Regions from separate parts of the Homo sapiens genome. Here region 1 is linked to region 2. The links are chromatin contacts, found by Hi-C or POLR2A ChIA-PET in ENCODE. All regions are on one chromosome and are shown on one strand. The core of a region is the stretch at or near the end of the contact, and the rest is flanking DNA. Distances in the headings are between cores, read along the strand shown.

Evidence for each region. Hi-C counts contacts between places; a loop is a spot of excess contacts on that map. ChIA-PET counts read pairs that join two places held with the same protein, here RNA polymerase II (POLR2A). Pooled maps may share reads with other maps.
Region 1: a loop to region 2 is called in a pooled map, with 2.3 times the contacts of the local background. The contact joins two enhancer-like sites. A Hi-C loop is called at or near these places in 1 of 50 pooled maps. POLR2A ChIA-PET finds 5 or more read pairs at or near these places in 3 of 52 experiments (MCF 10A, WTC11 and activated B cell).

What each region holds. Positions count from the first base shown.
Region 1 is chr5:151,566,346-151,572,872 of GRCh38, forward strand. It overlaps FAT2 (FAT atypical cadherin 2), which reads right to left. Exons shown (of 24, transcript NM_001447.3): 2 at 1-2,606. The coding sequence starts at 2,586. Among named protein-coding and RNA genes, the nearest start is that of FAT2, 22 kb to the right of the region's middle. RefSeq lists enhancers at 3,038-3,127, 5,024-5,536. Within about 2 kb of position 4,371, at least 4 of the 41 ENCODE cell types and tissues checked have a DNase peak (open chromatin) inside an H3K27ac peak, as active enhancers do.
Region 2 is chr5:151,255,954-151,261,673 of GRCh38, forward strand. GM2A (ganglioside GM2 activator) reads left to right here. Exons shown (of 4, transcript NM_000405.5): 2 at 3,802-3,963. Among named protein-coding and RNA genes, the nearest start is that of GM2A, 5.6 kb to the left of the region's middle. RefSeq lists an enhancer at 297-436. Within about 2 kb of position 1,863, at least 12 of the 41 ENCODE cell types and tissues checked have a DNase peak (open chromatin) inside an H3K27ac peak, as active enhancers do.

The DNA.
Region 1 (6,527 bases), core at 3,121-5,620, 310 kb after region 2:
GGGACTTAGCAGGGTGTAGCGAACCCTGCCATTGTCTTCCGAGTCAGCATCTTTGGTTGTCAGCTCTGCAATTGTGGTTCCAACTTCTGTGTCCTCCGAGATGGTTAACTGGTACCCACCGGGAGGAAATCTGGGTGCGTTGTCATTCCAGTCTTTCACATTCACTGTCAGCAGCTTCCAGGAGGACTTCTGGGGTGTGCCCAGGTCATATACTGTTACATTGAGGATGTAGAAATTGGTGGCTTCATAGTCCAAGGGAGCAGCTACAGTGAGCAGCCCTGTCTCCAGCTCTATGTCAAAGCAGCCCTCCTCATTGCCATCTGCAATCACATAGACCAGTTTGCCATTAAAACCAGCATCAGGGTCAGTGGCTGCTAGGCGGGCCAAGGGGGTGTTGATAGGGACACTCTCAAGGACATCAATGGATTGGGGGAAGTGGTCCTCAAACTGTGGGGTGTAATGATTAATCTGATATGTGCTTAAAGAAGTGAATTCCTCATCACTGGACTCCTGGTTCTGAAGCCCAATAAAGTGGAGGATAGTCTTTGTGAATTGTGTCAATACCCCTGTTTTATCACATGTTACAGGAACTTCAAAATGAGGGTCCTTCACCACAGTAATATTCAAAGTTGTGGGTGAGGCATAGTTTTTGCCATCTGAGGCTGTAATCTTCAGGGAATAACTGGTGGGTTGACCAGCAGTAAGATTGATAAAAGGGCGTTTGAGGGATATCACTCCGGAGAAATGATTTAGATCAAAATACTCTAGTTCATTGCCTGATACAATCTCGTATTTTAGGTTCTGAAGCTCATCCACATCTATGGCTGACATAGTCATTATCGATTTCCCTACTGGCCAGTCTTGGCGGATAGACCCTGTACAGTTGACTTCTTCAAACATAGGCTGGTTGTCATTCAAGTTCCTGAGCTGAAGAAAAATGGACACTTCCTTCTCCCGGCGAAAAGGGGATCCCCAGTCTGATGCTCTTACCCGGAAGGTATAAATTCTTTTCATGAGTTCATAGTCCATGGGTTTGGAGGTGGAGATGATCCCCAGGTAGGGGTCAATAGAAAATGGCAAAGCTTTTGGTCCAGCAATGGAATAGGTGACATATCCATTTTCCCCATGATCCCGGTCAGTGGCAGTCACAGCCAAAACACTGGTGCCTGGAGGGATGTTCTCATCCAAGGTACCATCATAGGAAGACCTGTTGAAGAGGGGGGCATGGTTGTTGCAGTCCACAATGTCAATGACCACCACGGTGGAGGCCTGGCCCGGTGAGGTTCTGATGTGTAGCTGATAGTGGGCTCTGTCGTGGAAGTCCATGAGCTTTGTGGTGGTGATCAACCCAGTTCGAGCATTAAGTTTAAATCCTACATTCTCTGAAGATGGCTTTAGAACATACTGCAGGTTGGGGAAGGCTGGGGTGACTCTCACCATCACCACGCGGCTGCCAGGAGGGGAAAACTCACTAAGCTGCACTCTGTAAACAGCCTTCTCGAATTTGAGGGAAGACAGTTTGGAAGGTGGTAGGTGAAAGCCCCTGATCTGGGAATAAAAATAAGGGCCGCTCCCACTCCTGGCCTGGAGGCTGAGGTTGAACCCATGAAGGTACTCCATCCAGTTGATGTCTTTGACAGACACCAAACTGAACTCATTGCTCCGGGCATAAGACTTGATGGCTTTGAAGTGCTTTCCAGGGTCACCACCAACAACTTCCACTGACTCCACTTCAGCTCCTGAGCTATTTGCATCGACCAGTACAGTGGCATAGGTGGTACCATCATTGCTGTCTGGTGGAGTCACCACCACCGAAGCAATGGCTGGGGGCTTCCTGAGGGCAGGCTCCACATGAACCACAAGTGCAGCCAGGCTGCCAAACCCATTGCCCTCAGAGATTTTCCGCATGCGGTCCACAGCTAGCACCTGGAGCTCATGCTTTCCTCGCCAGGTGACGTTAAGCTTCCCAGCCACAGTGACCACACCGCTGGTGGGATGGATGGCAAACATCTCTGACCTTGTGTTAAAGGCATAATAGAACTCAGCATTCTGGCCTAGATCAGCATCTGTGGCAGTCACCTTGCAGATGGGGCTCTTCAGGGGCATGTCCTCAGAGATGGTGACTCTGTACGAAGGTGGAGAGAAGAGAGGCTTCAGGTCATTCTGGTCCAGGATGTGGACCACCACACGGGTCAAAGCTTCCAACTCCAAGGTCTTCTCTGTGGCTTGGATGATGAGGGTGTAGCTGTCTCGCACCTCTCTGTTCAGAAGAGCTGTGTTGCTGCTCTTTGTCCTTATTCTTAGGAAGCAGAAGTTGCCCACCACATACTCCTCAGTTTTAAATACATTGGCCACATCCCCAGAGATGATCCGGTACCTCACTGCCCACTGTGGCTCCGCGAGGTAGATGCCCATTTTCTCGAAGCTCTCCACATAGGTCTTGGGAGAAGAATTTTCATAGATGGTGGCATTGTAATGGGAGTGTGTGAAGTGCCAAGCAGAGGAGGAGAGAATCCCTTCTAGAGGCTTCTCACAGGTCGCACAATGGAGCAAGAATATGGCAAAACCCAGCAGGGCAATAGTCATGGTGGAAAACTCCCGAAACCCTGGGCAGAAAATAAAAGACAGGGTGCAAGTTAGGGGGAAAAAATGGTTTCTACTGCTGTGATTCTTAACTGGAGGTGATTTTGACCCTCAAGGGACACTTGGCAATGTCTGAAGATACTTTTGGCTGACCCAGCTTGGGAGTGGTGGTGCTAATGGCATCTGGCAGGTAGAGGCTGGGGATACTGCTAAACAACCTACAATGCATAGGACAGTGCCTTTGTGTGAGTCAGTTCTCACACTGAGAATAAAGACATACCTGAGACTGGGTAATTTATAAAGGAATGAGGTTTAATGGACTCACCGTTCCACATGACTGGGGAGGCCCCATAATCATGGCAGAAGGCAAAGGAAAAGCAAAGTCATATCTTACTTGGCAGCAGGCAAGAGCGCGTAGGCAGGGGAACTCCCCTTTGTAAAACCATCAGATCTCATGAGACTTATTCACTATCACGAGAACAGCATGAGAAAAACACACCCCCATGATTCAATTACCTCCCACTGGATCCCTCCCATGATACAGGGGGATTATGGGAGCCACAATTCAAGATGAGATTTGGGTGGGAACACAGCCAAACCATATCAGCCCTGCAACAGAATTATCCAGCCCCAATGTCAATAGTGCCATGGTTGAGAAACCCCGTGGCTGAAGAATAGCAGACTAGTTCAAAATGCTCTCTCAAAGACACTCAGCAGCTAGAACACAGTCCTGAACTCTTACTCTTTTTTCCCAAAAACTTTCTGTGACTCCTTGGGCGATGGTGAGATAGTCCCAACTCTTAGCCAGGAACCAAGTTTAGCTATCTGGTTCTAAACTACTATTCTCTCTCCTTCCTACAAGGCCTTTCCACTGGGGCTGAGCTCTAGCCAAACTGAGCTGTTTCCGCACATGCAGAGGCTGCAGGAAAGCAAAGTGACCAAGATCCCAGGCGTGGCATCAGGCTGCCTGGCTGTCAGCCCTGCCTCTGTCATTTGCTAGGTAGGTGACTTTTAGAGCAAGTTATTTAACCTCATGAGCCTTCATTTCACCTTCTGTAGAATAAGGATAAGAAAATCATCAATCTCTTAGGATTGTTGTGAAAATTCAGTGAAATAATAAAGGTAAATGACTTATCAGAGTGCCTAGTTTATTGTCAGTTCTAATTTAATGTCAGCCATTATTGATAATAGGAAACTAAGGTTCATAAAAGGAAGGGAGCTGCCCAGGGCCTTATAGCTAGTGGGAGCTCCTTGCACAGACCAGGGTTGCCTCCTTGCCCCAGTCCTATTTATACCTGTTTCACCACATGTCCCTTATAGACAGGGCATGACTCTGACTCATCATGTAACCTGGAACATGAAAACTCCCAGGCTCCTGGAATGTCTGAGTTGAAATGGACATTAGAGATGATGGGCTTCTGTCCCTGCTTTTCATCATAGATGAGTATAGATGGGGAAATAGAGCCCCAGAGTCGAGATCAGTCAAGCTCCAAGTCACACAGTGTGTGGCCGGGTAAGAACTAGTCCCTGGGAGTTAGTTCTTGTTGAACTGATCATGAATAAATGCTTCGCCTCTCTTAGACCCTTGCTGTTTCCCACAGAGCCCATCCCCGAACTCCAGCCTGGGTGAAAATGTGAGACTCACCAGGGCCAAGGATGGGGCAAGGGGCAGGAGGAGCGGGGCAGGGTTTGGCAGGGCCATGTGTAGGTCTGGTGCACCAGGCTGATGCCTGGCTTGCCCCTGGGAGCCTTGATTCCTAGGAGCTTCATGGCTGCCAGCCAGATGCGCTGGAGCATTCTTGGATGAAACTGGCCAGACCTGATTTTCCAGTTGCCTTGCTCTTCAAAGCCAAGGAAGAGTTAAACTTCCAAGGCAAAGGGGGAAGGAGAGGCTTGGAGCCCCGTCTTGCCAGAGTCCTGTGTGAACTGGGCACAGGGTTCCCCAAGATCATGCTGACAGCATTCCGAGATAAGAGGCAGGAATAGAAAAGTCTGCCTAAATCGGGGTCTGAAGGCCTGTGACAGAAAATAATTTCAATATGTCCCACCCTTCGAGCTTCCCTACCACCCGCCTCCCAACTCCTGAGATTCTGTTGGTGGTGCCCTAAGCTTAGGCACCTCAGAAAAGAGAGGGCAGGAAGGTGGCAGATTCTTCATTCGAGGTCTGAAAGTTAGTGGCAGAAAGAGCTGCTGTACGTTTCCCGCCCTGCCTGCCCACTACTGTCCTTCCATGCTTAGAGCTGCAGCCCATAGTGGGGCCAGCCCCAGGCAAAAGCCACACTCACCCTACCCCTGACCCAGCCCCCACAAGCAGAAGGGGACGCCTGAGTCATTCAGCCCCCAACCCATGCAGGATGGCATTGCTTTTGAAGTTGAAACCCCAAGGGAAAGTGAGTCCTCACCCCAGTCCCAGGTCCACTGGCTCCACAGCTCTGTGAGCCCAGGGTGCACGCAGCCTCCCAGCCCTGCCTGCCCTGCTGTGTGGAGAGCTTCCTGTTCACCAGGTCAGCACCCGTGTTGGGCAGGCCCCAGCAAGATACTCTGCTCGATGGCTGCACCGGTGCCTTGCAATGCAGGCGCCGTTAAGATGAGCTGTAGGGAAGGGGAAGGGGAGGGATCTCCCTGGAGGAGGATAAAATGCAGAGAGAATGCACCCTTGGATGGTGGCTTGGTGCCCATGACCTGCCCAGGCTGTAGGACCTGCACACCTGGGGAGTAGTTTGCTGAGGGAGGGAACAGTGTCTGCACAGCTGTTTCCTGGCCCCAGGTTTAGATGAGTGAACAAGCTTGCAGGGCGCAGAAGCATGTTAGGCTCCTTGTACTACCTTCCTAGTTCACAACACCCAGGGACCACTATTTTAAAACATCTTGTGTAAACGTACATCAATTCATATGACTTCCCTGCTTAACACTTTCCAGTGGCTTCCCATAGCACTTAGATTAAAATAGAAACTCCTTGCCCTGGCCTAGAAGGCTCTGCACCTCCTGGGCCCATGCTACTTCTCCAGTTCACAAGCTGCAGCCACACAAAACCCAGACCTGCCTCGGGGCCTTTGCACTTACTGCTTCCCTTAAGATTCTCACATGAATAATTCCTTCTTGTCATTCAGTTTTCAGCTTAAATGTCACCTCCTGAGCTCCTGTTTGGAGTAGACTTCCTGTCAATTCCCCTCTTTATCACTTTGCCCTATTTTCTTCATGACATATATCACTACCCAATATTTTCTTGTTTATTTGTTTAATGACTGTCTTCTTGGACTCCATGAAGAGAGGAGCTCTGTGTATCTTATTCACAGATGAATTCCCTAGTGCCTAGAACAGTGCCTGGTATAGAACCAGGCTCAATCAATACTAGTTGAGAAATGGAAGAATCTAGACTTAGGAAACACAATGACAGAATGAACGCTGAAAGAGCCTTTCATGATCATTCCTTCCTTTTGGAAGCTGGAAAATAAAGTCCCAAAGAAAGAAAGAGACTTGCCCAAAGTCACAGGGTGAGAATTAGAGCCAGGTTCTTTCCTCCTGACTGTGCTTCTGGAAAGAGCTGTGGTCACTTATGAATCTGACTGTTTGATTTCAAATCACAGCTCTACCACTTGCTACCTGTTCAACCTTAGAAAGTTACTCAATATTCCTGAACCTCAGCTTTTTCATCTGTGAGAGAGGGCTCTTAAGAGTACTGCATTCATATTCATAGGGTTTTATGGAGACTACATAAGATCGTGCACGTTAATGTACTCAGCACAGTGCCTGGTATGTAGACAAAACTCAAGACATATTCGTTATTAGATTTTAATGCCAAGGCAGAATCAAAGCCTGGGCTGGGTTGAGGGTGGGGTCCGCTGAAGCCTCTGGAGAAGGTCCAGCCTGTGCCCCAACACAGCAGGAAGCCACTGGTCTCTGGTCGAGTCTAAGCTTGCTGGCCTAGCCACAGACTGTTCCGG
Region 2 (5,720 bases), core at 613-3,112:
AGGTCACTCAAAATCACACAGCACCTACATCTTCTTGGGGCTCATGTGATTCAGAGCCCTGACCTTGAGTCCCTGGGCCAGATAAAGATGGGGGTGGGGGGTGACAGTGAATGAACATCAGGAAACCTGAATTTCAGTTCCTCTTCTAGCATAACTGATCTTGTGACTACAGGCTGTGATGGGTGTTAGATAACAGGGGAGGATATCTAGCCCCATGCTAGTCATATAGTAGGTGCTTAATAGACTCTATAGTGCTGTATAGTGGCTGTCATTTGTTGTACCCATACTATGTGCTATGTACTGGGCTATGTGCTTTTTTCCTAAAAAAAAATTTGGAATAATTTTAGGTTTATAGAATAGTTGCAGCAGGGCGTGGTGGTTCACCCCTATAATCCAGCACTGTGGGAGACCAAGGCAGGCAAATCACTTGAGGCCAGGAGTTTGAGACCAACCTGAACCTGGCCAACATGGTGAAACCCTGTCCATACTAAAAATACAAAAATTAGCCAGGCATGGTGGCGTACACCTGTAGTCCCAGCTACTTGGGAGGCTGAGGCAGGAGAAATCACTTGAACCTAGGAGGCAGAGGTTGCAGTGAGCTGAGATCACGCTGCTGCACTCCAGCCTGGATGACAGAGTGAGACTCTGTCTCAAGAAAAAAAAAAAAAAAAGAAAAGTTACAGAGATAATATAGAGTTTCTATATACTCCTGACTCAGTTTTCCCTGTTAGCATCTTATATGTACATATCTCCAACACTAAGAAACCAACATTAGTACATTACTGTTAACTGAATTCTAGACTTTATTTGGATTTCACCAGTTTTCCCATTAATGCCCTCTTTCTGAGCCAGGATCCAATCCAGGGTACTGCACTGCCATTGTTGTCATGACACATATAATTGTAGTCCCCCCTCTCCTCCAGCCTATGACAGCTTCTTAGTCTTTCCTTGTTTATTCATGAGCTTGGCAGTCTTGAGGAGTTGTGCCCTGTGCTTTCTGTATACAAACATCTTACCCTCACAATAGCCCTGTGAGAAGATATCATTATGTCCACATAATAAATGAGGAAATTTTGAACCCCTAGGGGGTTAACTTACCCATGGTCTTAGCTAGTAAGACTGGCTGAGCTGGGTTTTAACTCATACCTGTAGTACCCATATCTCTGCCTCCAGAGCTGTGCCTTTCCCCTCCGTCTTGTACCACCCCTTCCCACTAGTTGGCCTAGGCTGGAATGGCAGATATCTGGTGACCAGCCTGGCCTTGGTGGGCACTGCTAATCCATTACACCTCCCTTCCCTGATGAGCCTGGACTCAGCAGCAGAATTTGTCACTACAGAGACAGCTAGCCGGGCATTACCCTCAGGAAGCCATCTTGTTACGTCTCCCCCAGGGCCTGGGGAAAGAAGAGCTTAGGAGAGGGGAAGGGATTCTTCTCCGGTAGGTACTCTGGATACCCTACCCCCACCCCCAGCCCAGAATCAATTCTCTGTGTGGATCAGGCTGCCTTAGAATCTATGAAAACAGCCCCACCCAGAAAACTAGTCCTGCTCCTATGTTGCCCTCCAGCCTGACTCTTAATTCCAGGCAATCTTTCCCTTGACCACTTTCAGTCTGTTCACAACCACAAATCACAGTGTAGTACTGTCCTTCAGTGGGGTTCCACTGCCCCTATAGTAAATGCAACCTCCCGATTATAGCTTGTGGGGTCCTGCATTAAATGACCCTGCTACCCCTCCAACCTCATCTGGGTCCCTCATCTACTACATTTAGCCCATGGCCTTCTCCCAGTGCCTGGAGCAGCCAAGCTTCTTTGTGCCTCGGGGCCTTTGCCTGAGTTCCCTCGGCCTGCACTTACATGTCTGACTCCGCATCCTGCAAGAGCCCGGCTTAAGTATCACTTCCCCACCACCCTATGTAAGTGAGTCCTTTGTTGCTGTCAGCATTACCTTCTGCTCTTTTCCTTTGTGGCACTCACAAATCATAGTGGGTGATATTTATTTGCATTAGACGGTAAGCTCCTCAAGGCAGGGCAGGAGCCAGGTCTGATTGTTTACCACTCTTGCCACAGCACTTAGCCCAGGGCCTATCATCATTGCTCCATAAATATTTGTGGAATGAATGTTGAAGGAAACATTTAGTGGCAACTATCCTGTCCTGCCTTTCTTAGTCATGACATGACCTTTCATTCCAAGGGGTAGGAACCCATTCCTAAAAGCTCAGGTAAAGGGGAAGTTTATTACAGAGCTGCAAGACATCCCATGGAGCTGCCGGCAGGAAGCGGAGGCTAGGACGCTAATGGCTCCTTTAGTGAGCCGGCTCCCGTGTTGTGCCTGGCATTGGGTTATGAGCTTTACATACACGCTCTCGCCCTTGCAACATCCTGGAGAGGAAGGTAGAAATGCCTCCAGTTAAAAGATGTGGAAATTTAGACTCCAAAGGGGAAACTGGCCTATAAAATCACATGGTAAGTGTGGCAGAGCTATGATTTCCACCCAGGGCTGTTTGGCTAAAGCTGTCATTCACCCATGTCTCTCCAAAGCCATGCCCTTCACTGCTACTCCATACTGCTTTTATAGATAGGGAAGTGGGACTTGATCTGTTCCCTTTTCCACAGACCAACAGAGCCCTTAGCCCTTAGCCCTAACTTCTGCTTGGTCATGGATCACAGATCTAGATGGTCTGGCCTCAACCCAAAACTTAGGATCCAGTGACAGCACAAAACCCCCATATCCCCAGCCTTTTATACCTTAATTCCAAAATTGGGCAGAGAGAATCTGTCAGCCTAGCTGGGGTTAGGTGATCCCTCTTGAAAGAGTCAGTGATGGGAGTGTTGAAGGTGGGCATCAGCTTGGGGGTGTGGGACTGGCAGGTTTTCTCTCTGAGACAGGGTGTGGATGGAGGGCATGCCAACAGTCTCTCATAGGTGGCCTCCAGGGGGCTGGGAGAGGTGAGAGTGGGTGGGCAGAGAGTCTTCACAGTGTGGGAGGTGTTCAAGATCATCAGACAGGGTCTGTTGGAGTGCGGAGTGGTGGTCACATGCAGTCACATGCAGATGTAGTGGTGGTGGAATCAGGAGACCTGGGGGATGTGGAGGAGGAACAGGAGCAGCTCAGCACAGGGGTGGTGAGTGATCCAAGTGGGCATGTGGCATGAGAAGAGGGATGGGAAGAAGACACTGGTTAGGACTGGGGAAGTCCACTGGGGATTATTCATCAGCAAGTGATCCACTGGGGATCTTTTCATGAGTGTCCTATTCCTTTCTGAGTTAATCACCTGCCCCTTGAGAGTGGGATTTCAGATGCTGTTAGATTTCCCATTGTGTTTTGTGTTTCCCATTGTTCCTGGCTCTGGGTTGGGCACGGGGTGTGACATGAACAAGGTCCTGGGTGTGGGCTGCAGAGGTGAATCCTCCAGGAGCTTGCCCTCTGCTGGGATTCCAAGGCTGGCTGGAGAGGAGTGGGCAGCAGGGAGGTGGGAAGTCAGAGAAGGTGCCCACCAAAGGCCAATTAGGTCAGTCTCCTGTTTGGAAGTTCCAGGTCTATCATATCCTGCCTTATAGTTTACAATACACTTTTGGGAGATTATGTCTTTTGAGTCTTTTAGTTTAGTCCTGCCTATAAAATGAGTAGGATAAGTGTTATCCCAGCTTCATAGGTATGGAGTCTCATAGATGAGGCTCAGGGACGGGGGTGCCTCACCCAAGGTCACTCTGCCAGGAGCTCATTTTTCCTGTGATCTGTGATAGTTTCTTTTGTCAACCTTTTTCTTCTTCTCCTTCCTTGCTGCCTGATTGTCCCCAGCCATCCCAGCTCAGTAGCTTTTCCTGGGATAACTGTGATGAAGGGAAGGACCCTGCGGTGATCAGAAGCCTGACTCTGGAGCCTGACCCCATCATCGTTCCTGGAAATGTGACCCTCAGTGTCATGGGCAGCACCAGTGTCCCCCTGAGTTCTCCTCTGAAGGTGAGCCTGGGGGTGGGTGGAGAAGGGGAGGTGCGAGGGTCTGGCCAGCAGGGGTACTGGGGCATGTATGCTTGGGGAACTGTGAAGAATTTCAGAATCCTGGATTCCCAGAGAATAGTACAGGACATGTAGATTCAGACACTCTTTCACAGGTTCATGGAATCTCAGGATCATAAGATTGAAAGGAATCTCTGATGTCAGCGCCAGCAACTTCCTGGTGAGGGCAGGAGTGACGGATACCTTGCACCTGGCAGAAGCGTCCTGGCCTTCTCTGGGCCTGGTGGCCAACTGCTCATTATTGTCTGACAGCTCTGGTTGGCCAATTTGGTTTTGTTGTTAATTATAAAATTGATATACCAATTAGCCAGTAATATATAGTCACTTTAGAAAACACAAGTGGTCAAAAAATAAATAAAATAGGCCAGGTGTGGTGGCTCATGCCTGTAATCCCAACACTTTGGGAGGCTGAGGTGGGTGGATCTTTTGAGGTCAGGAGTTTGAGACCAGCCTGGCCAACATAGTGAAACCCCATCTCTACTAAAAGTACAAAAATTAGCTGGGCGTGGTGGCATGTGCCTGTAATCCTAGCTACTCAGGAGGCTGAGGTAGGAGAATTGCTGGAACCCAAGAGGCAGAGGTTGCAGAAAGCCAGGATCGCACCACTGCACTCCAGCCTGGGTGACAGAGTGAAACTCTGTCCCAAAATAAATAAATAAATAAAATAAATCACTTGAAATCTCACTACCTAGTGATAAGGGATAAGCACTTTTAACATCTTATAGGATATTCTTTGCAACTTTCCCCCATACAATTACATACATAACACACATATTTATTTTTAATGGATATGTATGATAATAGGCAGTGCTCATTGTAAATGTCCTCCAGTAATCTAAATCCTAGAGATAGTCAGTGTTTGCTCTTTATATATCCCATCAGAATTTTTATGTGTTTGTAAATATATACACACTTATACTCATGGGATTATATGATATGTGCTATTATACTTGCTATTTTTTTTGCCTCATACTATATGTCCATATCTTTCCAAGGATTAGGTGGCTCTACTTATTCAATTTTTTTTTATCCAATCATTATTTTATTATTTTAATGTATTGTAATTTTAGAGACAGTGTGTCACTCTGTTGCTCAGGCTGGAGTGCAGTAGTGTGATCATGGCTTACTGCAGCCTTGACCTCCTGGGCTTAAGGGATCCTCCCACCTCAGCCTCCTGAGTAGCTGGGACCACAGGTTCATGTCACCATGCTTACCTAATTTTTTTATTTTTTATGGAGACGGAGCCTCCCTGTGTTGCCCAGGCTGGTCTCAAACTCCTGAGTTCAAGCAATCCTCCTGCCTCAGACTCTCAAAATGTTGGGATTATAGGCGTGAGCCACCTTGCTCAGCCCACCCAATCATTTTTAATGGCAGAAATATTCTGATGTGGATCTTTCATAATTTATATAACAAGTCTATTGTTGAACATTTAGTTTGTTTCCAGGGTAGTTTTTATTTGTTTGTTTGTTTATTTGTTTGTTTTGAGACAGGTTCTTACTCTGTTGCCTAGGCTGGAGTGCAGTAGCGCAATCTCAGCTCCCTGCAACCTCCACTTCCCGGGTTCAAGCGATTCTCCTGTCTCAGCCTCCCAAAGTGCTGGGATTACAGGCACCTGCCATTGCGCCCCACTAATTTTTGTATTTTTAGTAGAGATGGGGTTTCACCATGTTGGCCAGGCTGGTCTTGAACTCCTGACCTCA